2 separate regions of the Mus musculus genome follow, and region 1 is linked to region 2. A link is a loop called in an ENCODE intact Hi-C map of the cell type or tissue named here. Cell type or tissue: left cerebral cortex. All regions are shown on one strand. Links, peaks and the distances in the headings refer to the core of each region. The heading gives the core; the rest is flanking DNA.

Region 1 (15,051 bases), core at 2,883-10,882, 55 kb before region 2:
AGCTTGTACATACATGTGCATAACATATACCCTTACACATATGCACTCATGTGCATATGCATGCACGCACGCGCACATACACACACACACGTGCGCGCACACACGTACACACACCCATACACACACACACACACACACGCACACACGCGCACATGCGCGCACACACACACCCATACACACACATACCCATACACACACGCGCACACACACACACACGTGCACACACGTACACACACCCATACACACACACACGCACACACACACACGCACGCACACACACACGTGCACACACACACACATGCACACACGCACACACACATACACACACACACACACGCACACACACACACACACACACACACCCATACACACACACACGAGCGCGCGCGCGCACACACACACACACACACACACACATACACTCCTCACCAGACAATGACCTGGAACTTTCAATTTTCCAGAACTGTAGACAACACTTTTCAGTGGTTCATTACTGCTTTTTATTTTGGTGACAAAATACCTACCAAATATAATGCAGGAAGGAAGGGGAGTTCTGACATGTTTTAAGAAGGGATACAGTACAGGTAAGTGACACTCAGTGGCAGAAGCATGAGACAGCTCATCACATTAGGCAGGAAGTAGGGACAGACTATAAACACTGAAGGTCTGCCTTTAGTGACCTACTCCCTCCAGCAAGGCTCTGTTTTCTAGAGGTCCCACAACCTTCCAAAGTGACATCCCCAGTTGGGGACTAAGTGTTCAAACACATGAGCCTATGGGAGGCATTTATTATTCAAAAGACAACCACCCAAGCCTAAGGTATTTTAATACAGCTGGGACAAGACTATGACAGGGATCCCAGAATGTTTGCTGATAAAATCAATAAGTGGTACGGCAGCACACAGGCCAAAACGCCTTTCCTATTTCAATTAGAAATCATTTTGCCAGGGACCAGAGGGGTTTGGGACTTCAGGTAGGTGAACCAGGAGGAAGCTAGAGTGGGGAGTGCAATTTCTCAGTGGACACACACACAAAGCTGGCTCGCAAGGTGCAGCCCACTTGAGTAACGCTGTTACCTCTAGAAACACGTGTCCTTTCCTGGTAGAGGAGGGAGAGGTGATGTGGGGAGTTAACTATGCACAAAGCTGAAGTTCAGCAAGAACTTGCTTGCTATTCCTATCATCCCCAAGTGGTGATATAGAGTAGGGAACAGAAAGCCTTTCCAGTAACCGCTAGTACTAGTGGAGGGTCCATGTGGCACATAGTCCAAGAGTTGGGGTTGTCCACATACAGCAGGAATCACGTAGAAGTGTCAGTATCTGTTGAGGATCTGGTCCACATTCATGATGTATTCTATACATCCTCAATATATCTTCACCTGCTTTTCCCTGAGTACAAATTGTATCCCTTCTCAGGAATGAGACCCACAGCTCTATAACAAAAGGTACTGCACTGAGTGTTACAATCCCTGGGTTAACAGAATTCTTCCCAGGATTTCTATGCCTATTGTTCGTGCACACTCTCTAGTGCTCAGCTTTTGAGGGGGACAGGGGTGAGGAGGACCCTTGGGAGGGATGGGATCAGTCGTAGGAGACACAGAGCAGATGGAAGGATGGACCAACTTTTGTTCTTGCCAGTTTGGGACTGGACACATCCTCCCCTGAACTGCTGGCCATGGAGGCAGGAGAGTGGTTGGCTACCTTACCTTGCTCTCTGCCACTGGCATCAGTGAGAGAAAACAAAGGCTTTGCCTGCCCTTCATGCCAGCTTCTCTCAGCAAAGAATAAAACGCCCCACTTACTTTTATTGCTCAGAGGTTTCCTGGGAAATGGGCTATTAGTTCCCCTAATGTAAAGATAATAGGCTTGTCCCCATTGGCAAATGGCACAAGCCCAGCACAAATGAATTCACAGAACCATCACAAGACCTCCCAGCAGATGGCAAATAGCCACGGAATGAGAGTGGGATCAGGATAGAAACTTTGGGGAAGTGTGGATCCCACCCCACCCCCACCTGTGGGCAGTGAGTCTGGGAAGAGTCATTCAAACCCATGGAGTCCTGCCTTTCTTCTCCCCTTATCAGACAGGGTAGAGGTGGATGCCATCAAGCAAGGTGAAGTTGTCTCTATCGAAGAGAAGACAGAACAATGCCCCCTAACAGGCTTTCACAGCAGAGGGCTCCCAAGCCCTTCCTGCCATCCCTGTGGAGCTCACTGCTAGAAAATGCACCTACTATACCAACTACACTTCTTGCCTGCATCAATGTCTTTGAGGTAAGTGGATGTTATGATAAGGTTGAAAAGCTCAGCATCCAACAGAGAAAGGATATCAGCCAAGATAGTGGTCGGCCTAGGCTGAAGGTCAAGCCTATAGGCCAACAACAGAGTACTTCCCAGAGAAATCGAACCTCTGCTTGTTCTTTTCCAAAAACATATCTCCCCCCTGCCCTCTACACAGTCTCCATCTCTGGCCCCCAGGACTGAAATTCTACAGGAACAGTACTTTGGGGACTTCAACCCCCAATAGGGGGACCATGGTTCTCAATAGGCAACCCTGAACCTGCCCCATCCATACACAGTACAGGGTTTCTCATCTCTGATCTAGGGCTGTGCTCTTAGCCCCAGGTAGACAAAAGACCTGCTCTGGCATATTCTGCAAGGCAGAAGCACCAGACCATATAGCCACAGGCTGTGCTCTATGGGCATAACCCTGTGTATATCTCTCATCAATGAGGGCAGAAGGCCTTGTTTGTACTGTTTCCCCACTCCCACCCCTGTCTCCAAAGAAGTACTGGGCAATGCCAGTCAGATTGCAGGCACTCGGTGCTACCTTGATTAGTCAGAATGTGCTAGTGGGCATAACTTTATTTAGGGTGGGCATAACTTTATTTAGGCTGGACCCATGAGTGAGCCATTTACAGACCTTTTTTCCTGTCTAGGACTCTTTCCTGCTACTCTGGGACTTCATCTGAGTTTCCACAAGCCCCAGGACTGGCCCATGCAATCGCTTTCCCTAGCTCCTGTCTCTGTGGTCCCATCTCTGAAGATACGAAACCACAAGCAGGGCAGCAGGGCCAGCTTCACCACGAGTTCAAGGGCAGCTGGCAGCGCTTCCTCCTCTCTATACTACAGGGGATCTGGGTTCTAAGAGGAGGGACAATGGGCTCACACTGTCTGTTCTGAAGGAGAAGTGGCTCTGTCTCAAGCCATGGAGACTTTCTCTGAGGCATGCTTTGGCAAAGCTGCTCCACTCAGAGCCAGGGTGAACTCTGACTGTCCCTATAGCATACCATGGGCCATTTAAATCACTTGTAGCAGAGAGATGGTGCTAGAATCATTCTGCACTTCAGAAGGGGGCCTACGGGTGAGAGGGCATAGAAGGATCCAGATATCTTCCAGCTACTTAACGGTTTAGCAAGAAGGACAAATGCAACTCCATCAGGAGAAAGCAAAGAGAAAAATTGCCCGAGAACATAGAAGAGTCAGTCCAGGGGAAGTTTAGTGAGCAAGAGAAGGACAGGCCAATTTACTGATCAGCCTCCTCACCCTCCTCTTCTTCCTTCTTTCCTCCTCCTTCTCCTCCTGTCCCTCCTCCTCCTCCTCCTCCTCCATTGTTTTGCTCGAGTTCCGATGCAACAGCAGGGGCTTCCTTTTCCTCTGCCAGCTCGTCAAGCTGCTGTTGTGCTAGGAGCTGGCCCACCAACTGCTCCAGGGCCTCCAGGCTCAGCCTCTGCAGACGCTCCTCATGCTCTTGCCTCAAAAACCCCAGCACTGTCTTTGCATCCTTTGCTCCAAAATGTTTGTCTAGAACCTGGCCCAGCTGGAGCCACAGGGGCTGGGTTTGATGGGTCTTATCCAGCGCTGCATCCTCTGGAGGCCGCATGATGACATTGATGGAAGCGTTGGGCCCAATGCTGTAATCTGAGAGGTATTTGTCATCAGCCAGGAGCTGGCCTCGGAACAGCAGGTGCTGCTGCTCCTCGGGCACCTGTAGGTGCTGAGAAACCAGTTTCTTCAATGTGGCCACACTTTCTTTTCCAGATACCTTCAGGCTGCATCTTCGGCCCAAGAGCAGCTTGACCGTGAGGAACATTGGGGCCAGAGAGGAATCAGGAGGGATCCATGCTCTGGGAGTTGCCCTGAAGGTGTAGGGCCCAATAGGTGACTCTGTCACAGCTCCTAGTAGGGCAAGGGCCCAGCCCACATGGGCAGCCACTAGCTAATGCACAGTGATGTCATAATGCTACAGGAGGGCTCATTTCCAGAACAGAACTTTAGGGACAGCAGAGGGGCATTGTGGACATGAAGCAGCTTTCCTTCCTGAGAAAAGAGGGAAGGAGGACAGAGTTGGGGGAGAGTGGGTGACCAGGAAAGAAAATGTAGGCCTAGGAGAAATGAAAGCTGGAACAGAGAAAGAGAACAGGGAAAGGCACTATCCCAACAGCATGGCCGCTGGTTCTTTCAGCACATGCCTTGAGTACTTTTCCTGCTCTCTTGGTGTCAGCCAGAGAAATCACGGAGCCCCCAGGAACACCAGCACGGAAAGCTAGGACAGAGCCACTAATGGTGTCTGCCTTGAATCTGTAGCCTCAATCCACACATCCTACAAGGTGCTTTGATGATGCCTTCCTTGCAGGAGGAGAATGTGTAAGCTCCTTTAATCCTATAGCAAGAGGCGCATAGCTGTATCTTTAGGGTGGCCCACCTTGCCTCCTAAAACATCTCTGTATCTTCCTCAGGCAGGCTCTGGGCAGACTCTGGGGTCAGAGGTGCACAAGAAACAGGATATTTTTTGGGCATTTGAGTGTCGCGTTTGGCAGGCTTCAACTGCAACACATTGTTGATCTTGGCCCAAACCCTTGTCAGGTGGAGTAAGCCCAAAAGGATGGTACTTTCTTGGTTGAGAAGCAAGTAGCCCTAGAAGAGTTAACAACCCTAGTAGATAAGCTGACTGCATTGGAGACTCCCTCAGTTCTTCCTAGCACCCAAATCCTCCTTTCCCTTCATCCTTTCCTCCCTCTATCTCTGCCTGACTTCTCCTTCCCCACAGCCCTGACCCTACAGAGGATGACAATGTTGACAATAAGCACTGCTTTCCTGAGCCTGCCCATCCACAGTACCCTACTCCAACCCTGTCCCATGCTTGCTCAACTTTCACTCCTGTCTCTTTGGCATCTAACAGCAGCTGAAAGAAAAGCCCATGGGTGTGTGGACTATCACCATACATACCTGTTCTCCCATGGGAGTGCAGACTGTCACTATACCTATTCTCTCATGGGTGCTCAGATTGTCACTATACCTATTCTCCCATGGGAACGTAGACTGTCACTACACCTATTCTCCCACTCCTGTATTCTCACTCTTGGCAGATGACCCAGACTGTGTTTCACAGCACTCACCAGTCAGGAATCCCAGACACTGAGCCTCATGTTAACCTCCCAGAGTTGAGCTCTTCCTTGGTCCCCACTGGCCTTCCTGGCCTAGGCCTTTGTTTATCACCCACTCTCATTGCACCCCCACTTTTCACCCTTTACTCCAAACATGAGAACCTGCCTTTGTTCCTGCTTGCTTCCTCATTTGAACACTACCAACTCATCCTGCAAACCCTGCCTGCCTTAAAAATCACCTCCTCCGTGAGGCCTTCTCTGCTTTTCCCCAGACTTTGACAAAGGTAATCCTACATGCCTCTGTGCAGCCATTTTTTTTTCTAGTGCATCCAGCATATGCACCCCAGTCCCTCCCTCTGATGCTCAAAGGCAGGGTCTGAGTCTCATCCACTGTGGTACCCATGCCTTCAGCACACTGAGTTTTATATACAGATAGCCCTGAACACACATTTGTTAGTAGAAAAGACCTGATTTAGACACGTAAGCCACACAGGATCATGCAGGACCCAAATACATAAGCTGTGGAAAGACATAACCCTGCCTGCAGCCTCTCCTTCACCCTCCCCCTCCCCCTAGAAAGATGAAAATCCAAAATTATATAGAAAATAAAGCAGAACGTGATATCAGGATTTACCAAAGGCTCCTCTGTAACACTTATTTAAATAGCCAGTTCCCCTGGTGGATGTAAAATGAATCTAAATTTGCAAGTGTACACACAGTGTGGGTAGGGCTGTGGCCATGACTGACAGGCAGGCATCTGTGCAGATGAAGGGAGTAAGTAAGGTTTCTGAAGGGCCATTTAAGAGTCCTCAGTCCCTTGAGAGGACCCCATGATGAACAAATCATTGGATAGACAGGATTGGAGTCATCCTACGGTAGATGCCCCAGCAGAACTAACCCACAAAGGCTTTCTGGAGGGCGCAATCTGAGTGAACGTTACAGGGGACAGAGGAAGGTGAGGTGTAGTCTGTCCCAGGCTTGGGGGTTCTGGAGGAAGCAAGGGAGCTTGGAGCATGGAGGCTGGGAGCACGGAGGAAGAAGATATCATCAGTCATCTGCATCTAGACCCTCCTCTGAAGGCCCATTTATCCAGGCTTGAGCTGCCACAGACATGAGAAGTCTCTGGAGATGGCCACTTGGGTCGAGCTCCCCAGACTGTAAGCACATGGAAGCCATAACACAGGCTCAGTTCTCCATAGCCTGTGACTATGTGTAGGCAGGTGCACCTATGACAGAGACTTAAGAGCCATGAGAACAGTAACAACTGAATTATCAATGTCTCCCGCAACTGCTGAGAGAAATGGTCACTACTCAACCCCTGGAGTCTCTAGCCCCTCCTAAAGGGGACAGAAGAAACACCTGTCTGGGTACTGGAATCCCATTTGGAGCTAGGAAATATTCCCCTCCCCCCCATGTAACTGCTTGTCTTAATTATGCAATTAACATGATAAAATATAATTGTGTAATCAAAGCACACAATCAGACGATTGTCATAATTAGAGGGGAAGATGTTCTGAAATGAGTGGGTTTGATGACTTGGGAAAGAAATGAATGTGCTCAGAGAATATGGATGGTCATGGGTTCAGATCTCTCTCACGAACACTGCAAAAGCTACTGGCATCACTGGAGACCAGTGCAATGTCTGAGGGGCAGATAGGATGGGAGAGTCTCCCAGTGCTCCTGCGTGGGCTAACTGAACCTTGGTAATCATAAAATTAGACCTGTTGTCCACCTGCTGGCCTGGGGCCTGCCTTTAATGGGTTAATCCTCAGATCCCATTTTTCACCGGTAGATGATAGGAGTTAGGATCACTTCCCAGCATCTTTCTGAAGCTAAGGTGCGAACCCACAGCATCTGACCTGCAGAGATATTAAATGTGGCATTCAACTCACTACCAGAAATCGGAGTTCCTATTGTCACTCCTGTAACAGTGAGAAAGACCCCACGGTACTTGAAAGCATGCCCACAGTGACTCCCAGTCTGCTCCTACCTGTATAGTCTTCTGCAGGCTGGTCCTAGCTCATAGGGGAAGATGGGGTGAGCAGGCAAGTTAGTGACAGCTGAGGGGCTCCAGAGTGCAGGAAACTCAGGGTTGCCTCCTCTCTCGTTCTGTATGAAGGCTTATCAGGGAAATAAGTTATGATCTCTGTCCACCTGACCACCACCACCACCACCACCACCACCACCGGAGCGCAATGAAGTGTTGTTATTTTACCTGAGTGATGTCAGCTCAGCCTTGAAGGGGATGCCAAGGATGAGGGAGGAGGTGGAAGTCAAGGCAAGACCTAGAAACAGCCAGAAGCAAGAAGGAAGAGGACAGGTATAAAAAGCCTGCAGAGGAAATATTTAGCCAGGGGAGACCCAGGGAATGGGCTAGGGAGGGGCACCAGGGAAGGGGATAAAAAGAGGAGAGGGGAAGAGAGATGAGAGAGATGCAGGGGCAGGCAGAAGCAGTTCACGTGAAGTACAAAGCACGCAGGCGGGCTGCTCTTCTGAGAACGCCATCCTCTTCCCCTCTCCTCCAAGTGGAAAACGTTCATGATTGTCAGAGAAAGTGGGGTCCACCTGGGAAGCTATTTATCCCAGGGTAGAGCTGAGAGTGTACTTCTTTCACTCCAGGCACTTCCTGCCTCCTCCAGCTCAGGGAACCTTAGCACTCAGAAGCTCCACCCACGTGTAAGGCCCAGGAGAGCCCAGTGCTACTAAGTCCTCCAAGACCCACCCTCAGACCTACCCTGCGCTGTCCTCTGTAGCTGTCTAGCTGTCACTAGGAGAGGTTCCTTGAGGCTGCTCTGCACTCCAGCCTAGGTCTGTATTAGGACAGGCAGCTCTTCAGGGGACTCTGTGAGCAAGGGGACTATGGCAGATCTTATGAGAGAGACTACAGGAGCCCAGAGGGGCACAGATGGGAGAGATCAGGGAAAAGCCAAACTTCTGGTGGCAATGAGCAGCTTGGTGTCTGTCCAGACCTCCATTCTCACACCTAACCACCTTAGTCCTGCCCCATGCTGCTGTCCCAGAGCCCCAGAGAAGTCAGAGGCCTGCCTGCAACCTGCTGGTGCAGCCCAGAAGCCTGGTCGCAGAGCCCAACACAACTCCTACCTTGTGACATCTGGCTGTGGCCACTAGATGTCACTGGTGACCTCCCTGGCCAGCCCTGGTGGCCATGACCAACCATGCTGTTGTGAAGTCTTGGCACACAGGACTGGACCTCGGGTACAGAGCTTTATCCTGACATGAACCCCACCTCTCACAGACTGTCCAGCCCTTGTCAGTCACGGCTGGGGTATAGACACAAGGGCCCACACTGAATAGGGTTCTGGGCCAGGAAGAAGAGGTCAGCCAGGCACATATTTTGAGGGAACACATAAGTCTGACTCTTCAGGACCTAAATTATCGCCAGGGAAAGGAAGCTGCTACTAACAGCAGAGGGTGTAGGGTGTGCAAATCAGATGACTTTTTTGAAAGAGGCCTCGGAAAGAGCTGAAGAAGTCAAAGAGGCAACAAGAACATCCCGGCTGAGAGCCCAACCTGGACAAGGCCGTGTTGAAGAGTGTGGAACCTGAATGGCTGAAATGAATGCTTCCCTACCTCCAAGGTGACTCTTCATGTGAAGATTATGTCATCAGCCACAGTGGCAGGAATTCTCTGCCCTGAAGCTTTGTGGATGAAATGTGATAAAGTAAACTCAAGAGTAAAGAAGATGCCCATAGAACTAACGGGGTGCCCACCCCTCTCCACCCCCCCCCCAACATCCAGATCCAGGATCATAGATTGAGCAACTGCGGGCTTGAGCTCATCTCTAGAATTTGCAGTTGGTTTAGATAAGAGCAACTCATTAAGGTCTGACAGTGGGTCGGTGGCCAGGGAATAGATAGCCTGGCTAAACCCAGGCTGAGTTCCCAAGCTCGCTGGCTACCTGGTAGGATGGCTGCTGTCCATCAGATGTCAGGCTCAGCTGGGATGGGAACATCTACAGTCGTAACCTTGGGGTTAGCAAGCTGAGTGGGAGAGGCAGACAAGGCAACCCTGAGTTGCTTCCCTGCTGGTTTATACCCAGGTGAGAAGGCTGAGTGTCTCTCCAGGCCAGATGCCTCTGGGTCTGGACTGAGTTTGTGTGATGAACATGGGGTTTCCAGACCTGAGACCCCACTCCCTACTTCCTGCTGGGTCAAGGCTAGGTTCTTGGCTTGACCGGGAGCCAGTAGCTCATGAATGATAGAAATCCCAGGGTCTGGATGCTCCAGGTGACAGAATCTCCTGATCTGTCCCAAACCATTATGTATCCTCCCACTTGACACCCTCTCCCAATCTCCCTGCAAGGGCAGCAGGAGTGAACACAACATTCAGGGCTACAACTAGGGGGCCATTTCTGATAACGGTGCTAAGAGTGCTGAGTTCTCTCAGCAATAAAGAGAGCCAACCTTCATCCATGAAGATGCTGAGTTAGCAAGGAACGGGGAGATAGATGAGATAACTCGACAACACCGAACCTTGAGAAGCAGATGAGTGGAGAAGTCTTAGTAGGATATAGGCAGGAATACTGGATAAACAGTCCCTGCCCTTTTATACAGAGGGATGCACACAATGGGTAAAGAGCATTTAATGTGTGCTCATTGCGTGCTCTGATTATATGAAGAGGTGATGGGGTGGTCCTACTGTAACCAAGACTGGGACCCTGAATTATACTGTCACAGGTTGTTAGAGAAAAGGGGAGAGCTAAAAGAGTAAGAGACTGGGGCCCAGGAAGGTGCCCTGCTAATTGTCAGCCTAGTGGGGAAGGGTTTCCATAACCAGGACCCCTGGAGAGAATGCCAACAGGAGAGAAGCTGGCCCTAAGCCCAAAGAAGTGAGTCAGGACGGCCATAGGGAGTCACATGTGAAGAGTGGTCCCTAAGGCCCCAGCCAAGTTTCTGGGCCCCAGATGAAAAGTGAACCATTCGTTCCCCCTGGAGGGGAGTAGTCAGTCACCCTGTAAAAGTTTATTTTTATACATGTCTGATCTATTTCACATCCGCTCAGATATTTTGACACATATACAGGAAATGTAACTCTCCCCCCATATGGCAGTGTTTGGTTGACCAGACCTGAGGAAACTCAATAGCGTCGCAGAGGAGCAGAGGAGAACAGCAGCTTCGGAGAAGAATGCCAGAGGCCTGAGGCCCTGTGACCACCTCGGGCCAGGAGACCAGGAAGAGGGATCACGGGGAGGTCAATGTGGGAATCCTCCTGTCTGAGAACAGAGCTAAGGACCCCAGGTTCCTGAGAGTGGTTATGGTTGCTGCTTCCTTGAATGGATGGACAGAGGATGGAGTGAGTCTCCCAGCAGGCAGCGAGAACCAGCGGAGAAATGAGGTGTGTGATAGACCAGGCAGGTCTCAGAGACCAAAGTCACTGTGTGCCCTCTGACACCAGCTAATTGAGCTGAATAGTGTCTCTCACACTAAGAGTCAGGAAGATGGACAGAAACAGGGCAATCGCTAGCTTGATGCCTGTCTTCAGAGCAGCAGTGAGTGGCAGCTGCTTCCCTCATTCCTATACACAGGCACCTGTGAGCCGAGTCGTGAACTGATGTTTCAACGGGCCCTTAAATGTGTTAGCACATAGTGCTGTGGAAGAGCGAAGAACAGCACCTTCCTTCTTCCACGTGAGTCAGGGAGGGACTCTTTTCCCAGTTCCCACGGGCTGAGGCCACTCCTGCCAGAGAGAAAAAGATGGCATGGCTCACTGTTGTAAGAGGGGAGAGAATAACTCGTTGACCTTGAGGCTTCTGCTGTAGGTTTAAATTCACAAATATCACATTCCTGTTGGGTGCTATAGGAAGGCAGCCTGACAGTCTCTTACTCATAAGTTGTGATGGAGCTGACCCTCCCAGGAGTGCCTCAGTGCTGGCATTTGATGCTGAGAATGGGTAGGGGCCATGAAATGGTATCTCCCGTGAAGCATCGGCTCACAGTGCAGTCTGTGCACTTCCCACTCTGTCCTGTGAGCTCTGCCCATGTCTTGGGTCTCCTTCCCTGTGGCTGTGGATGCCACTGACCTGGATTCATCTCATTGCCTTGGTCAGCAACACTGCCCCTCCTGGGTGGGGATGGGGGTTACAGGCTGGTTCAGGATCTCAAGGTATGGAGTCCCTGCCTGAAGTGAAATGTGACTGCCAGAAGTTCCTAGGTCCTCCCTTCCTGCCCTTCCCTCTGGAAGTCAGTATGTCAGTGGATGAAGGCTGCACTTGGCTTCATCACCTCCTGCACCCCCCCCCCCACCTCCCGTAAATCCTGGCGACACAACAGGAAGGCCCTTTAACTAGCACATAAAAGTGCTTTGGGCTTTCAAAGGCCCCTGCTCTGTGTTTACAGGGGGCCCAAGATTTTTATGGGCCATTTCCAGTCCTCCTTCCCTGACCCACTGATGCATCTCTGGGGCGGGGATAGTCACAACCCAAGCCACGTGACCATTGGGCACAGAAGGAAGAAGAGGCCTTTCCAGCCTGGAAGACAGTGAGGACCAAGTAGGCTGAGCATCCACTCATCCTACGGCCTGGGCAGCCTTCCCAGGAAGGGTCTTGGAAGGATCCCAGAAAACATCTCTGTAGTGGTAGTAGAGGTTCCAATGTGAGAAGCATTTCAGGCCATGTCACAGGGTGGCCAAACAGTCAAGCTGTCACTACTGCAACTTAACAGAACTTGGGCATCATTCTACCCCTCAAAGCCCCAGAAGCTCACAGGGCTACTGAGCCCCGCTGGTTTAGAGACCTTTTATAGGATCTTGGCGCTAAGTGCAGAGAGGCTCTAGTCCTTGGGACAGAGAAAGACAAAATTGGGAACTAGAGAGAAGTTCTAAACCAGAGGTTCTCAACCTGTGGGTCATGACCCCTTTGGAGGGTTAAATGGTTCTTTCAAAGGGGTCTCCCAAGACCATTGGAAAACACAGATAATTACATTACAATTCATAACAGTAGCAAAATTACAGTTATGAATTAGCAACAAAAATAATTTTCTGTTTGTGGGTCACCACAACATGAGGAACTGTGTAAAAGGGTCTCAACATTAGGGAGGCTGAGAACCGCTGAGCTAGAATATGCCTATGCCGTGGGCTATGTCATACAGGTGGTATGCTCAGTACAGTATCAGAGTGTAAATAGTTTCCTTAGTGCTTCTACTCAAAGCACATACATGTTCACAATAAGTTTATAATGTAGGTACTACCTCTGCCCTTGCTTTACAAATGATGAAACTGGGGTTCCCCAGAGAGTAAACGAGTTATCCACAGCCACACAGCTAGCAAGTGGCCAATACAATCTTCAAACCTAGACACTGGGCCTGCAGAGCACAGGCATAGTCACAAGACTCCCTCTTCTCTGTAGCAGGTCCCTCTGTGAGGAAACACAGAGGGTAAAACAGGCCTGTAGTTTTTAGAGGTCTGGGAGACTTGCCTGTGGGGTTAGAAGGTGCCCACAGAAAGTGCCTGGGTCTGTGCGCCCCTGAGAAGCACTAAGGCCAAGTGCTGAGGAGGGATGTCATGGGAAGGACTCTGCTGAGACAAGAGATTCTGTCTTGTTTCTGAGCTGGAGAGAATAAAGGCCTCTATTGGGAGTGCACACACACCCCTCCCCCTTGCTCTGGCTATTTCCTGAAGAGTCTGTCACCTCCCCTTCTGGGAAGGCCCCTAGAACTTCTGACCCACTGTCCTCTCACCCTTCCTGGGACCTGCTTATAGTCCTGCCCAGGAAGGGCCCACTACCGGCTCCCCACTCCCCACTCCTCCCAGCTCCCAGCCCCTTGTCCTCCCTCCCCCCTTCTCTCTTTCCCTCTTCCCCCCTCCCATGCTCCTGCTGTCATCGCTCCACTTACACCATGGTCCCCACAGCCACTGGGGACTGGGGCCTGTGCCTGGTCCTGCCTCTACCCTCTGGCATGGCAGGAAAAATGTGCTTCTGTCGATAGAGTCTTGGAGTCTTGAAATGATGCAGTCTAGGGGTCTGGATCGGGGTTCATTCTCTGCCTGTTAAAGAATGAAAAGGCTGGAAAGATCTGAAGTACAACAGGTTTCATCAGGGAAACCTCGAGCACCGCAGACAGAACGAACAGGTTTTTTTTAAGGCCTTTTTCTTTTTTTTTTTCTTCTTTTTATTAGATATTTTCTTTATTTACATTTCAAATATTATCCCCTTTCCTAGTTTCCCCTCCGAAAATCCCCTATTCCCTTCCCCCTCCCCCTGCTCACCAACCCACCCACTCCTGCTTCCTGGCCCTGGCATTTCCCTACACTGGGGCATAGAACCTTCACAGGACCAAGAGCCTCTCCTCCCATTGATGACCAACTAGGCCATCCTCTGCTACATATGCAGCTAGAGCCACAAGTTCCACCATGTGTTTTCTTTGATTGGTAGTTTAGTCCCAGGGAGCTCTGAGATTACTGGTTAGTTCATATTGTTGTTCCTCCTAGGGGGCTGCAAACCCCTTCAGATCCTTGGGTCCTTTCTCTAGCTCCTGGGACCCTGTGCTCGTCTAATGGATGACTGTGAGCATCCACTTGTGTATTTGTCAGGCACTGGCAGAGCCTCTCAGGAGACAGCTTTATCAGGCTCCTGTCAGCAAGCTCTTGTTGGCATCTGCTGTAGTGTCTGGGTAAATGGTCTTTATTGGGGGCGAGAAAACACACATGCAGCAAACACAGAGAAAAACACCCTCTGCAAAACCGAAAGTCCAGGCTCTCCTTGAGGACTAGGAGTTTTTACACCTCTGAAGCCTTTCTCTCCCCTATTTGAGGGTTGCTCAGTTGAAGACATAGGATGCCTGATTGATTCACAGCTGTGTCCAGATCCAGCCTTGACCTTGTGGAGCCAGCCTGTCAGCAGAGGGCCTGCTGGTCGGGGAGAAAAAAACAAAAAACAAAAAACTACCAGGCTTTTGTCTCCAGACAGGAGGTTGAGGAAGCTGGCCATCTTGAGAATGTGCCACCTTCATCATTACCTAGCCGTGGCCCCTCTTCCTATCTCTGCCTACCAAGGAGTCTGTCTAACTCCTGGACTCTTCCCGTCATCCTATCCTCCCTCCTAGACCCTACCACAGCACAGAATTGGATTAAGAACAAAAATAGGAGCTATGTTTGTTTTAATCAGCTTCAAGACACGGGGGCTTCTAAAGGGAAGGCAAGTGAGCAGGCTGGAGCTGGCCCCTGGGGCAGGCAGGCTGGGCCGTGATGCCATCCTGGGGTCAGCAGCATGCAGAGCCGAGAGAGCATCTGCAGGTCAGATCCCTGGCAGATAAGGGAAGAGGGAGAGGACCTGGGGCCCAGGAGGATGAAAAGGATGGGAAGGAGGGAGGAAAGAGATGCTTTTCCTGAGACATGAGAACTGGGGAGAGGCTGGGCTGCCTACAGCCCCATCCTAGGGTGAGGGGGCAGGGAAATGGGCAGGAGGGGAGGAGGAGACCTAGGGGGAAGGGAGGGAATGGTGTGAACCCTGGAGCCTAGAGGAAACAACAGAAAATGTTTTCAGAGGAGTGCTTTGCTCATAGGAATAACGGACAGGGAAGGCCAGCTAGTGTTCTTCGCTCACTACTGGTGATGGAAGGACCCGTGCCAGAGCTACCATAGAACCCAAACAAATTGTGGTGAGACATGTTCGTGCCCAGACATGCCACCACTCAAGTAGCAAAATGTTAT
Region 2 (15,051 bases), core at 4,146-12,145:
GGATCTGGAAGCCCAGGGGGGCCCTGTCTCATGTCTCCAGAGGGCATCCCCTCTCCATGCATGTCCCCATACTCCCACTCCCATGGAAATGTGGCTGGCTTCATGGGAGTGCCAGCCTCCCCTGCAGCCCACCCTGGCATCTATTCCATCCATGGCTTCCCTCCTGCCCTGGGAGGGCACAGCTTTGAGCCTTCTCCGGATGGTGACTACAAGTCCCCAAGCCTCGTTTCACTCAGGATGAAGCCCAAAGAGCCCCCTGGCCTGCTGAACTGGACCACGTGATGGGTTACATGGGCACAGACTGAGCTGTCCACTTCTCTTCCTGCTCTGACCTGCTCCTAGCCCATCTCTACCTGGACACCAAACAGCAAACCCTTTTACCTCCATAACCTGGGTGGTTCTGGAAGCTTGGAAGAGGAGCTGGGACCCTCAGCCTCCTGCAGGGAACAGGCTACAGGGTCTTATTTCTTAAAATAGGTGGGGCTGCCTAGGAGACAGGGACTTCAAAGCAGGTAGGACTCCTCCTTATAAAATGGCTCCCCTCATTTAAATTGGGCTGGAGAAAAGGTGACAGATGCCCCCTGTTTTCCAAAGACTGTTTCTAAGTCCAGGGAGCCCAGGAAGATGGGAGGAGGGTGCAGACTAAACAGGGAGGCGCTCTCTGTGGTTCTTAGGGCTGGCCTCACTTTTGCCTTCCTACCACCAGGGGGCGGTACGCTCAGCTCCTGGGACTGACAAGATCCCAGACGGTGAAGGTCAGCTCAATAATAGGTGGGGGGGTCTCCTCTGTTCCAAGCATCCCTCACTTCTGCCCTGTGCTAGTCTACAGAGATACTATAAAGTCATTTTCTCCAAGTAGGGAGAAGAAATTCCACCAAACATTAAATATTTGGATTTGCTTTCATGGGATCAGGGATATGCCATGAAAACCATATTGGACATCGATCAAAATAAAAAAAAAATTTTTTTTCCAGTTTCTGAGCCCCTGATCCCCAGACCCTGATTTTTGTAAAGATACTTTTGTTTTGTTGTAGTGTGCTGCTTAGCATAGTAATAAACACAATAGTGTTTTTCATTCTAGGCTGTCTATCCCCAGGGGTGTGGTCCTCTGTTGCTTTAGGGCTGAGTTGTATATAGGATCTAGGTTGGGCCAAGCTCTCCTGCAGGGATAGCAAGAATCCAGGAGCCTATACTAAAAGGTGTAGAGTCAGTGCAGAACCCTCAAGGTCAAAGTGTGCCATGCCTGGCTCTTTCACCTGCATGGGCTTAGCTTTGGCAGGTCCTGAGAGCCTCTAGTGTGGGACTTATTTGGCAGGGAAATTTGGGGGCAGGAATGAGAGTAAGCTTGTGGTTGAACTGACCACGGAGAGAATGGAGGGACAGCGATCATATGGAGGTTTTGAGTGCCTGTGGGCTGGGACCCCAAGGGCTGGGGGGTGGGGCAGCTGTCTTCTCCCAGATGCCCCAGAGAGCATGTCTGAGCTATGGGGCAGAGACGAAAGCCAGAACTCTTTCTTGTGGTTTTCGAGTATTACCCATTCTCTCCCTCATTCCCACTTTCTGCCTTATCTCTGGAGCCTGGAAGGCAGGCAAAAAGCAGGCCTGGCCCTCCCACCCTCCCAGTAAACACAACCACATTGCTCAGAAAAATTCCACTCAGCTCAGCCCAGCCATCCCCCACCCCTCACCTCATCTTTCAGGCACAGACAAAGTTCCCAAGCAGGGACCAAGTCTTCTATCCGATTCCCTAGCCAAGACAGCGACTGTGAGGTGGCCGTGCACCTCCATAGGTCCTCCATATCATCCTTCTTTCTTCTTTTCACAAACTGGTGAAGAGAAGGCCACTGGCAACTTCTGCCTTTTCTATCGTGACCCTGGTAGAAAGAGAATACCGTCTAGAATGACCACTGATAAGCCACCTAGACATTTACCCACTGGTCTGTAAGGGAATCAGGGCTCAAGTCCCTATCTCTAATTCCAGGGTACACACCAGTTCATTAGAAATGTCTGCACCCACAGAATGGGCAGTGAACTTTTAGCCCTTAGGTCCCACAAAAAGCCAGAGAGCTGCTAGTATCAGTTGGATCTCTTGCTGTGAGAGAATACACAACAGAAGCAACTTAAGGAAGGAAGACTGTATTCTGGCTCATGGAACAGTTTTTAAAGGCACAGTTCACCGTTCTGGAGGAAGCATGGCAACCAGAAGGTGAGGCAGCTGGTCACATTGGGTTCACAGTCAGGAAGACAGACACACTCTGCCGTTCAGCTTGCTTTTCTTATTTTCAGTCTGCGACTCCAGCCTGTGGGATGGTACTGACCACAGATGCAGTTCTAGAAACCTGTTAAAGTCTTACTCCTAGTTCGGTGGGCGTTGTGCTATGCCAGGGATACCACTGGTCAGGGAACACACAGCTTCTCATCTCCTAGTTCAGAAAGACAGAAAGATGGAAGGGGAGACTCTGTGACTCTCAAGCAAAGGGGTCTGAAATAAGAATGGGACCAAACAGATGACATTGAGTCCAAGATGAAGTCAGCAAGAGTGGTAGATTCCACAAAGGCCACGGGCATCAACCGAAAAGGGATGGTGGCTCGGGCACAAGGAGACCGGATGCTGGCTACTGGCTCCCATCCAGGTGCATCTGCCCACAGCTCATATTTTTCTGTCCAGTGACAACTAAATGAAGAGAAAGCTAATTTTACAACCGCCCACTTCACACATAATGAATACGAATGGGCACCCCGGATACCTGTCTCGTGGGATTATCTGTGAGCTGACAGATCCTCCCACTGACTGGGTCATCCCAGCCAGTCTGTCCCCTGGCTAGGGCACAGACAGCCCCTCACCTGCTTCCCATTAGCCATGTTCCCCTCCTCCTCCATGCCTTTAAGACACAACCCCCGGGGTCTCCTGATACCCTGCCTCCAAGTTCATTCTAGAGGTTATCCTGTCTCCCCTCCCCCACCCCACCCCCGCCCCACCACTCCCAACCCCCCGATCCTGTAGTTTACCAAGGTCAGGCTGGGAGTTCTGCTCACTCCTGGGCAGGGAAACAGAAGTGGATCCACCTGGAATCCCAACTTCAGGAGAGTTGTTGCACACAGTGTGTCTTTGCTGAGGGCCTTCTAGATCCCATGAGAGCCATCCAAAGAATCAAGTCTTATGTCAGATGTGGTGATGTACATCAGCAGGGTATGTTGAAGAGACGGAGGTAGGAAGGTCTTAGATTCTATATTTAAATCTCAATTGTGGCATGCACATTGACTCCACAGGAGAATTGCAAGGCCCTGGCCAGGGCGACCCATTAGTCCAGGCTTCTGCGTCAGTCAGTGGTAGAGACTCTGTCCCATCAGAGGCATTTAGTGCTTCTTCTCCACCTTCCTCAGCCAGCAACACATCAACCTGAGTTACAACCCAGTGTACAGACACTCTGCAGCCCCAGGCAGACACAGAACCCAGCCAAGGCAGGACTTGAGCAGCCATTTCCCTGACACCCCAGCTTCCGTGGCTCCCTTCCCACTCCATGACTGGAAGCTCCCCCAGCCCAGTCTCTTGTCTAGGAGGAAGGCATGGACTGGGACTCGGGGGGCCCATGGTGGGTCCTGTGGATGGAAGTGGTAGACTGTGATATCCTCTTCACTTGGACCTTCAAGGCACCTAGCACAGCACCTGGTCCAGAGCAGAGGATGCCAGGAGGTTCTACCCTTAGAGGACTTTTGTTCTAGAAGACACAGGAAGTGTATGCAAATTCACAGGTCAGAATTAGAAGTGTATCAGCAATGCTAATGGTTACAGTTGTCCCTTGTCAGCCAGGTATGAGACTTTTACACCCCATTACCTTGTTCAGCCTTTGCAACAGGGCTATCGTCCAGGCAGACATTACAAAGAAGCCAGCTGAGGCTTGGAGTGACATTAACTCCAAGATATTTAGTGAGTAGAGGTAAAGGCTTAGATTAACGTCAGGGATAGCTGGGTGTGGTACCACACAGTTTTCATCCAGCACTTGAGAGGATTGTCGAGCTATGATATTAGCTCCAGGTCACCAAGACTACACAGTGAGACCATCTACACGGTGAGAACCTGTCTCAGAAGGTGAGGGGTGGGGAGGAGGAAGAGTCAAGGTTATCTGACTCCCAAGGGAGTGAACCCCTTTTCAGAGCAGCAGCCTAAGGCTGTCTGTGCCAAGGGTCAGATGAAGATAGCAGCTACCGTGAAGCTAATCAGTTTATTACACAACAGGCAGGAAGATAAGCTCAATCAACATGTACATCCGAGGTAGCCAGCAAACACAGGAGTCCTCTGAGACCAGGAAAGGCATAAAGTGAGGCTCAAAGCTGGACCAAATGGCACACACTTGTAATCCCAGTTATTTGGTAAGCTGAGGCAGGAGGATTACAAAGTCAAAGTCTTGCTGGGTTACAAGTCAGTTCAAGGCCAGTCTGGGTAGAGTTACTGACACCTTGCCTCAAAATAAAAAGCAGAGAGTGCTGGGGACAGATCCCAGCGGCAGAGCGCTCGCCTCCATGTGTATAAAGCCCTGGATTCAACCACTAATGTGTCAAACAAAACCAAACCAAAACACAAAAAGCACAGCAGTAATCCAAGTTCCTTTGAGGGGACACTCAGGGTTAGCCAATAGCTAAGACAAGGCTAAGCCTGGGTGGCCCAGTTAGGGCCTAAAGCAAGGGACATTTGCCATGAATCTTCTGCACGAGGGACCATGCCAGAGCCAATACCAGGCAAGTATGGCTTACAAATGAACAACTAAGAAGTGGCTCTCAGTGCCCAGGGATGGCAATGATTAAGAGGGTGGGGGCAGGGAGGATGTGTTTACTGGGAAGACTGTGTTTGAATCCTGGCTCATCCCCTTATTTCTGTGTGCCCTTGTGTGCCCTTGGGCAAGTTCTTTACCCTTTCAGTACTGGTTTGCCCGTCTACAAAACGGGGAGTGTGGTAGCATTTACTTGTCATGGTACATTTGATCCTTCCCTTGTTGCTGTGGCAACATATATGGTTAAAGCAACTTAAAGAAGGGCTTGTCTGGCTCCTAGTTTTAGGGGATACAGCCAACGTGAAGGAGGCATGGTGAATGGAGTGTGGGGCAGCTGGTCACATTCTGTCATTCACAGAAAACAGATGAACACCGGGGCTCAGTGCACTCTCTCCCTTTTTCCTTTATTCAGCCTACACGGTGGGGCCACCCACATTTAGGGTAAGCCTTCCTTCCTCCGTTAAACCCCTCTGGAAATGTCCTCACAGACACACACACTGATGTGTGTGTGTCTTTTTTAGGTGATTTCTAAATCCAGTCAAGTTGACAGTGAGGAGGAGCCATCACACAGGGCTTGTATGACAGATGTTCTGTTAATTGCTAATCACTATGTAGAGACACCTAATAGTGAATCTTTTGAGATGATACAAGCCTTAGGCTAACAGTGGGTCCTGGGTCAGTATGGAAGTGCCGCTGGGGAGGCAAAAAGCGGGGAAGGCTAGACTGTGCTTACCCCACACTGCCTGTCAGGTGCTGGGCTCTGGGGAGGCAGAGACACAGCTCTGGGGGTGGGAAAACTGCAGCCTAGGATGTGGGAGACTGAAGCTGGGGTTCACTGGCTCCGAGAATCCAGTCACTGCTGGGGTACCACACAGAGGAGGTGGCAACAGAGTTGGGGGCCTGCAGGCTGGGGACTAAGATGATCGGGGCCGGCTGGGGAAATAGGGCACTCCAGCTTAGCTTAGTGACTGTTTTCTGGGAGCACAGAGAGGCATTCTGAGGAGATTTAGGCAGCGGCTTGGTAGTGAAGGCTTTCTTCATGCTCCCCACTGGGGTTCTTGATCAAAGAGACCGTCCATGCTTATCCATACTATTTACTGACTCATCCTGGAAAGTGATGCATACCAACTCCTCAGGGTGGACCAGAGAGTAAATACCTTTTGGAGGAAGGAATGTCTGGGAAGGGAAGCTTATTGGCTAAGCCCTCAGGGCCTCTAGGTACCTCACTGGCATGGAGAACTCTGTTTTGGGCTACATGACCTATGGCACCATAGCCCAAACTGTGTGGTGACGTTTCCTATGTGGGAAGTGTGGCATGTGTTCTGGGCCAGGAATCTAGTAGCGAGCGGAGAGATGCCTACTGTCTCAGGTGGGTACCTGGGTGCCCAGTCTTGGACCCACTCAACCTTACTAAGTTTCCTGGCATGGTTCACTGTCTGTCCCACGGGGTAATTCATCCCTTGGTACATTAAAGAGCACTGGACCCTTCTGTGTAACTCAACCATTTTCAGAGCGTCTTCATGTTCATCTCATTACCCGGATGAAATAGCCCAAAACTGGGTGTCTCCAAGATGTTTACACACAAGGACTTGAGTTCTAAAGGGAACATGACAGTGACATGCCATAGTCGGAGAAGCTGCTTTGCTCTCTTCCTGAGGGCCAGGACCTGAGTCTAAAGATGAAGGCACTCATCTGCTCTGGTTCACTGGCCTCGTGGTTTTTGTTTTGTTTTTCTTCTGCAAGGAAGAAGAGAGTCTGGGAATGACTGCAAAGAAGAGCGGGAGAGGTCAAAGCACCAGGCTAAGCAATTTCAGAGAGCTGGATGCATGCTGGATTAAGAATGTAGAACCCACCTTCCTCAAATAGAAATCTCAGCATCTATACTTCTTGTTCCAGCATGTAGCAGCAGATCCACCATGCAAACAAGAGTGGTGAGACTCCACTGTCCTATGCAGGTTACCGTGTGGGGAAAGAGTCAGCTACAGGGACTTTCCAGCCCATAAGGCTATGTGACTTTCATGTTCTGACCCTTCCCCCTGGCTATTATTAACCATGCCGCCACATGAAAGCACATCCCGGCACTTAGCAGGTTGCAGACCCAGCAGGCACTGTATCTAAATACCAACAAAACAGGCTTGCCCTGGAACATTTCCTTTCTCAGTCAAGGCTCTCCTTTTAGAGATTTAAGATCTCATACATACGGCCTATAGGGGACTTCTAGGAATTACGAAAAAGAACAGTCCTGTCACTAAAGTCACAAGGAGGTTAAGCCTGAAGAAAGGAGCCTGAGGCTGCTATCTGAGCCAAATGAGGTTCTAGGACTTGAATGGATCTGTTCCCCTTGTTTCTCCCTTAGCCATAGGAGACACCTGCACTCTCCATCACTCTCCCACCATGAAACGGATTCCTGATAGCTCTGAGCACACAACTATCCTCTGTCCCAACCAACTTCACTTAAGCCTAGTACTAACTGGCTTGGCTGAGGACAGCTGCGGCGCGTCATCCCGAGAAACTTGACGTCTCTACTGAAACTACAGCAAGCCTAGCAGTCAGGACCCTGATCCTCAGCAAACCCAGAACCCTAAAGCAATGTGCCCAGACTGATGTGGGCCGACGACCAAAGTACTAACCCCTCCTTCCCTCTACAACAGGTAGAAAAGGCAGGAAGGCAGGCAGGCCAGAGCTTAGCCGGGTAGCCTGTCATGCTGGGGAAAGGGATTCTTGAGAGAACTGATCATTTTCAGGCCATATTTCTCAGAGAGAATCTCACATAGCCTAGGCTGAACTTGAACTATGTAGTCAAGACTGACCTAGAACTTCTGATTCGCCTGCTTCCACCTCTCAAGTGCTGAGAGTACACGTGTGTGTACCACTACCCAAGGCTTCTTTCCTACCAGGTAGGCACTCTAGTGCCTGTGCTGCATCCCCAGTCCCCAGAGCCTGCATCTACACACAAGGCAACACGGACAGTTTTGCTTTCTTTTAATGTAAACAGAATACACAAACACAATAAAAACCCCACCATGACACCAGAGATCACACAGAGTTTTGTATATTTACAGGTCATGGCAACCGAGAGGAAACCGGCACCTCTGGCTTCAGGAAGCCTCACTCCACCTTTGACCACATCCAAAACCAGGGTGCAGAGGCTGTGTGTCCATCACTTCTGGACAGAACTCAGCAGGATGCTGGGATGGCACGAGATAGTCCCAGAGCACAGCCAAGGTGCTGACTCTGTTCTTGGCCCTCAAGCGGACCCTCCTTCCTGACCAGCTGACATTGCCAAAGCTGCCCAGGAGTCTGTGGGACCTCACGATACAGCTGCTGTCGAGAAGGGATGCCAGGCCCGGCTCAGCTTTCCCCAGCCTAGGGCTAACTGTGAAATGAGTTTCAATCGATCATATCCAAGAGAGGAGGGTAGAAGCTGGGCAAGTGGAGGGAGAGTAGATCCCAGCTTGGAGATGACAGCTCCTGAGTAGGATGCTGGGAATCAACCAGAGGCTAACCTGGGTTCACTCACAGGCCCAGGGCAGGCTGTGGAGGACTCAATGGAGCTGTGCTGCCACCTGGAGGGGAACAGGAGCACTGCAGCAATGGTGAGGACAGTCCCTCAGGTATGAGACAGACAGATCATGGTCTTTTCCAGCCCTCTTCACTGCAGCAGCTCTTCCCAGGAAATGGGCTTAGAGAAGACCTCCCTCTCTAGCCATAGGTCATAGTTCATCTGGAAGTCCTCAGGAAGATCTACCCGCTGGCCCAATACGCTCTGCAGGCAATTGTCCACTGGCAAGAAGTCAGGGTTGCTGTGGGTCCGGTCATAGCGCCGGGCATTGAAGCGTTCAATGTTGGCACGGAGAGCACACTCCTCTGCCTGGAAGTCCCATGGCCGGGCATCAAGATCTGGGGCAAAGCAGAAAACTCGGTTAGGAGTCAGCCCTATAGCAGCTCCCCTTGAGTAGGAGCGTGATTTTAACCAGAAGATCATCTCCAAAGCCCATCCTCAGGAGAGGATAGTCAAATATAAGGAGAAAATCCTTAACTCTGAGAAAGAGACTTGTTCCCCCAAAACATGTCGACAGACAGGAGAGTCCTGGAAAACTCGTTTTTAAAGCACAGTCTCCCCTTGGTTCTAGATGACAGAGATAACTCCGAGACTCCATCATCTGCTCCTCCTCTCACCTCCATGACAAAATGTCATGCACCACCTTGAGCCCAGATGCCAGGCATAGTCACAGAGTGATGTGACTGCGACAGTGTAACACAGCAACACCAGGTAAACAACAGTTAGACTGGGAGGATGTAGATATCCAACAGTCTACAGAGGCCCAGGAACAGGAGGCAACATGGCTAGCGCTCAGGGACCAAGTGTAGTTTCCCTCTGTACCTGTACAGTCTATTCTCAGGCACAGAGGGCACACTGGAGAGCATGGGCATCTGTGGCTGCTGGGATCTGCAGAGCTCCTGAGAGCAATCCTCAGCTGGTACTGAGGTTTCATACTCTGTCCTGGAGTCTTGGGTGTGACAGAAGCTGGGTACCAGCACACAACGGGCTTGAAAAGAAAGCTGCAAACTCTGGGATCAGGCAAGTGAATGATTGCCCCTCCTGTCTTAATGTTTAACTTCATTCCTATGGGAACTAGAAAGCTAACAGGAATCTTACTCAGGGGCAACAGCATAGGATGGGTGTGTTGAAAAGATTACAGGAGCCAAATCTGAGGCCAACAGTGGGGAGAAACTAGAGGCAGAGCCGGTGAGGATCTATAGATTTAGGTAGCTGCAGTAGGGATAAAGAGGGGATGGAATCTTATGGCAATTTCTGGAAAAGACAGGATTTAGAGTGGAGGGACAGAGAAACAGATGAACACAGATACTGAGTAGCTTCCCAAAGTCTTGCCCAGAGCCACTAAAACTAGATCCCGGCCCTGCTCAGTGCCTAAGGGCAGAGAAAACTAAGGTACCACAGGCAAGGAGTCAAGTCATCCCTTGTCCTACCCTCTCCCACTCTTGCGGCGTCATATGTGGCCTCACCATTGCCGTACGCCCAGTCATCGTTCAGCCGGTGCCGCACCTTCTGGTAGATGGCAGACATCGTCTTCATGTTGCTCTTGCGCCACTGTCGCCCCAAATACTTGGTCTGCACCTTGAGCAACTTCAGCACGTAGAGCTGCATCATGGCCTGCTTCACCTTAAGGGCCCGCTTCAGGATGGGTGCCGACTTGAACACCACCAGCATCTGGGCGGCCATGGTGGCGGCCATGGTGAGAAAGCAGTAAGTGTGAGTGCCACTACATGGTCACTTAGCACTTCTGGGGTAGCAGACAGGACCACAAGCCATGCAGTTTCTCTTGAACTCACTGGTTCACTGGCACCTGAAGTGTTAGGCACTAAGACAAGCAGAGCTATAGCAAACCACTAAGGTTGCAACCCTAATTATGGCTCACTCTGTAATCTAATCTCTGAGAACTCATGGACCTTCCTTGTTCCAAAGCATTGCAGGGCTAAGGTGGCTCCTGACTCCTGCCCATCACTTCCCACCCAGGATCAGAAAGATCAGAAAGTGTCTGTGGTTGAGGGTTTGTTTCAGGGCATGCCTGAGAGTCTCTTCCAGCTTCTGGTTGTACTCATCAGAGAACCAGAAGTCTGCAGACCTGAACGAGGACGATGCTGCCTGGGAAGCCCCACCCTGAGGACCACGTCCCAGGTGAGGCGGGCACGGCATGGCCCAGGCTGGCTGCAGCACCAACTCACCATGGTTCTCGAGTGTTTCCACTTGGTTAGCTTGTTCAAGATCCGAAGCAGATTGATGCAAGAAAAGAGATTCCTCCAGCAAAACTGGTTGTTGTCACCAGCTTCCTGCAGGGAAAAGCCAGAGACAAACACAACTATCACGACTGCAGGCTGCTCAGCAGCAGTGTCCAAAGGCCTTGACTGATTTCAATGATTCTGTCACAGAATGCCCCGGACTTCAGTGGGAAGATGTAGGCAGCTTGAGTGGGCAAATCCTAGGTGAGCAGCCCTGACTAACCACACAGCCAATCCCCAATCGTTCTGCTCCGCAGCGTCCTCTCCCTGACTCTATGGCCATTTCTGGTACTTTAAAAGCCAAAGGTGACCTCTTCTGGAAGACACCTCTTTGTGTTGGGGGAGGGAATGCTCATACCAAAGGGGTAGGCAGGGAGATCTGGGCCACTCACCAGACTCTCTGCAGTTAGCTCTGGAAGTTCGTTCACCACGCAGTGAGGGTAATCCAAGACGGAAATGCTACAGAATGCAAAAAGACCAGGTGCTCACTGTGAGCAAAGGCTGGGTCTGCCAGAGCAGACGTGATGAGCTGAAGAAGAAGGAGCAATGTACCTCGCTTGCTCTAACCTGGTTTCCCTGACTATAAGATGAAGAAATACCTGCTATAAGATGGTATGTACAGTTGCTCTGTGACTCAAAAAGCTTGTAATGTAATTACTAACTGTGAGGGGTGGAGACACTATTGCAGCTTTTCCCTTCACATGAATCTGGGAGGTAGGACTAGAGACAAATGATTTATGCCAAGCCCTCTTAGAGGCCACAGCTAACTGGATTCCCTTGTGATGTCTCACACTGACAAGCAGGTGCTACCGGGTACAGTGGGTACAAGGAGGCTGTGAAGAGTCCACGAGAATCATCAGAGAAGGCTTTACAGTACACAAAGCCAAGCTCTGTACAGAGACCTGGAAGCAGAAAGGGAGGAAGGATAGAAGTGGCAATTACAGAGCCTAGGGTGAGAGCCTCCTGGTCACTAGCGTAGCTAATCCCATAACTGACACTCTGTCATTCATTATGTCTTTTTTGAGGCCTGGTAGATAGATGTTTAAAGAAAAAGTCTGTTCAATAGTCTCAGTGGAGAGGCAGCTGGAAGTCTTGCCACCTGTCTACACCACCCTTTCTTGGTCTCTGGTCCTTATCACCTGTTCTTGGCAGTGATGTAGGACATGATGTTTTGATTGAAGAACTTCAGGATCAAAGGGATGCAGTTGGCAAATACCAGGTGCTGGGCCATGTATTCAAACTGAAACCAACAGAAGAAAAATAAGCACAGCCCTGGTTCTCTTTTGTCTAGAGATAAAAAGCCTTGGCTGGAGGCCCTCGTGTTAGAATGCTGTGCAGAGGTCAAGTGGGCTCGGAAGTGAAGCCCTACTCTCTGGGCTAGGGGAGCTGCACTGCCAGAGGCCCCGCCCAGCGCACAGGAAGGAAGGCAGATCCTGCAGGTACCTGGTAGATGTGGTTCAACTTAAAGTGCTTGAGCAGCAGCAGCAGCACGGCAGAAATGGCCTTAACGATGACCTCTTTGTGGCGGTTCACATCCACCCCCAACTTCATGCTCTGCAGTACTGTGGTGCTAGGAACACAAGCGCCTGGGTGAGTTACCAGCACACAGTACCTCCTTCCCAGGTGTCCACAGAGGAGATGGGCTTCAGAACCCTCTGGCAAAGGCCTACGATCCACAGACACCTCGGAGGCCAGCCTTAGGGTTCTATCTCCCAAGTGATCCAGCGGGAACAGCTTCTTTCATCTCGCCAATACACACTCAGTCCCTTTCTCTGCTTCTCCTCCAAAACTGAACTTCTTTTCTTTTCCAAACTCTCCCTAAGCTTTGGCCACTCTATTAACCTGAGTTCCCCAAAGTATATTCTGTGGAACACCAGTATGTGGGGAAATTCCACTCTACAGTGGCGGGGTGGGGGTGCTGAAGTTAGATTTAGGAAGCACTGAATTATACCTGTTTCTTAATTCAGGACTTCTCACTGCAAATCTTCAGAAGAAACACAGTATTTCTGGGATTATCAAGATGGCCTAATGTTCTGTGAACCTCCCTCTGGTATGAGCCAATCCCTGCCTCTCCCTCACTTGGATACCACCACTATGACCACCAGACCTGGAGATCAGCTCAGAACAAGGCAGCCCTGGCAAGCAACAGATCAGGTGTGGGCCTGAGTCTGTCCTCAATGCAGAATATGACCTCAGGCTGTTCTCTTCCACGAAAAGACCTTTCAGCCAGAGAGGAAGAACAACAGCTAAGAGTTTCACTTTCTCCTCTGAGACATTTGCCAGGGGTCTACCTGCCAGTTGACTGGCCAGTGGGAGAAACTCCACAAAGGCACAGGCTCGGTGGTGGCAAGCAAACTGACCAGGAGCTAACCATCCTATGCAAGGTGTGCCAACCACACAGCTCTAGAATAAGGGCTCTGAGAGAGTCTACTGCCCATCTATTTACAAAGAAAAACCAGCATACCTAATTCACTTAGAAATTCACTCAGTGACAATCTGTGTTGGCATCAGGCCTAGCCATCTCCCTTACTAGTGAAACTTATCCAATTGATTCCTTTGTCTGAATCAGAAATACCCTAAACTTCACCTGCAGCAAAGCTGGGTCAAGGAAGGCAACTCACCTGAAAACTCCTGGCCCCACCCTTCCACCCTTGCTTCAACCTGTTCCACTCATGGCCCTGACACTCACGGCATCTCCTCGGGCAGAACATCTGCCAGGATGTTGATGGAGTCTGTTTTGGCTTTCGATGTGGGAGCTGCTGCCAGTAGGATCTTCAGAAGGGCAATCTGGGAAAAATAGACCACTCAGGTGAGCATCAGAACCTAGGACCACAACGATGCCCTGAGAAGTGGGACTCCTGAGGGTCCTCAGGTGGCAGGAGCCTTGCAGGCTGAAGGAAGGAGAGCAGCCCGTGCTCCTTCGCGGTCTCAGACACAGAGAACTCACCATATACTGAGGCAGGCTGGGGAGCAAGCCTTGATAGAGGGTTTCTGCAGGAACTTGTTCAACTTCCTCTTCTCCCTTTAACACAAAAGTCACACAACCCATGCTCAGGCTACAGTCCCCTGAGGCAGTTTACTAGCTGGCTGGAATAGAATCTCTAAGTATCAAAGTGAAGGGTGATGTTGGTGATACTGACAGGAGGCTCTGAAACATATGACATCCCAAGAATGTCACCCGGAATCATTTAACTAATTCTTCATGAGGTACCACAGTCATGCATGCTAGCAAACACTTGTAACCCAGCACCGGTAAGGTTGGGAAAGGTGTTTGAGGCCATCTGGGCTACAGATAGATGATATCTCAAATTAATAAGTAGATAAGAGAGAGAGACGGCCTTAGTCTAGCGCTGGTCTTCTTTTACAGGTAGGAAACAAAGCACAGAGAGATTGAGTTTTATGTTCAAGGTGCCATTCACAGACTGAAAGGAAGACATGGATGGCAATCTATTCAAGGAGAGGCCGACTCCTGGAGCAGCCTTGTGGCCAGGCCCGGCTCAGAGACTGAGAGCAGTTGGGGACTTTGTGGTCTCTTAACTCACCCCTGAGAGAGGAGAGCGAAGGTATTCCTCCTCCATCTGTGCCTGGACCTCTGCGATTGATGTATACTTGTGCTGGAGAGAGAGGCAGGAAAGAAGGTGCTGAGGAAAGACACCCCTCTTCTCTGGCCAGACTCCCCCCTCACCTGGCAAAGACCCAAGAGTTTATTTTGGCCTTCTGAGAGAGGGCTAAGTCACAACAAAGATTCCTAACTTAAACCTGCAATCTACTTCTGACAAAAAAGCCTGTGTGAAAAGCGCCCATAGAGGTTAGCAAAAAAGCAAAATAAAGTGGAAAGGGCTTTCAGAAGCAAAAACGACAGGAGGGGGCCTGGAGAGATGGCTCAGTGGTTAAGAGCACTGACTGCTCTTCCAGAGGTCCTGAGTTCAAATCCCAGCAACCACATGGTGGCTCACAACCATCCATAATAAGATCTGATGCTCTCCTCTGGTGTGTCTAAAGACAGCTACAGTATACTTACATATAATAATAAATAAAATCTTTTTTAAAAAATGACAGGAGAAAGATATCAGAGGCAAAACTAACTGTATTCTTAAAAGCCTAGTGCAGAGACCACCTGGTACTACCAATTTCAAAACTGGACTTTAAAATGTTACAGTTTAGACACACTGGAAAGCCTCCTGACCCCTGGGGTCGTCTCTCCGCTAATCCTCACACCCACAGCTCCCTCAGCTCCCTCTCAGCAGTGAGCACAAGAGGAAAACAGGATGGTCTGGGACTCCACCTGCCTGCCTGCTGAGAGCCTGGGTCCTGTCTGCCCTCCACTCCAGCTCTCTGGGCCTGGGAAACTGAGCTTGCTTGGTTTATAGAGTATGCTAGAGCACACCCACTATGGTGCTCTTAAGCCTTGCTCTCCAGCCATGCTATAACCAGCAAAGCTGACAGCACCATATCCATCCGCCAGTGCCTCTCAATTGCC

Evidence for each region. A loop is a pair of places that touch in the nucleus more often than their neighbours do. Peaks named below come from ENCODE experiments on the same cell type or tissue, not always from the same donor. Only the 100,000 strongest peaks of a DNase experiment are listed, where the experiment ranks them.
Region 1: it touches region 2 in a loop (3-fold over the local background); 10 of 42 quality-filtered maps call a loop at or near these places.

Annotation. Positions count from the first base shown.
Region 1 is chr3:107,550,852-107,565,902 of GRCm38, forward strand. It overlaps Ubl4b (ubiquitin-like 4B), which reads right to left and starts at 4,222. Exons shown (of 1, transcript NM_026261.2): 1 at 2,847-4,222. The coding sequence starts at 4,091. The coding sequence ends at 3,525. It overlaps Gm36097 (a long non-coding RNA gene), which reads left to right. Exons shown (of 3, transcript XR_375959.4): 2 at 2,083-2,272; 3 at 2,938-3,444. In left cerebral cortex, for the core only: a CTCF peak has its summit at 8,521 (motif pointing right); DNase peaks (open chromatin) are centred at 6,133 and 8,525.
Region 2 is chr3:107,604,798-107,619,848 of GRCm38, forward strand. It overlaps Strip1 (striatin interacting protein 1), which reads right to left. Exons shown (of 21, transcript NM_153563.2): 13 at 14,114-14,185; 14 at 13,519-13,593; 15 at 13,261-13,358; 16 at 12,015-12,141; 17 at 11,711-11,811; 18 at 10,964-11,030; 19 at 10,518-10,622; 20 at 9,798-10,002; 21 at 7,735-8,669. The coding sequence ends at 8,422. Alx3 (aristaless-like homeobox 3) reads left to right here. Exons shown (of 4, transcript NM_007441.3): 4 at 1-1,078. The coding sequence ends at 282. Among named protein-coding and RNA genes, the nearest start is that of Alx3, 17 kb to the left of the region's middle. In left cerebral cortex, for the core only: a CTCF peak has its summit at 8,338 (motif pointing left); a DNase peak (open chromatin) is centred at 8,344; H3K27ac peaks cover 386 bases.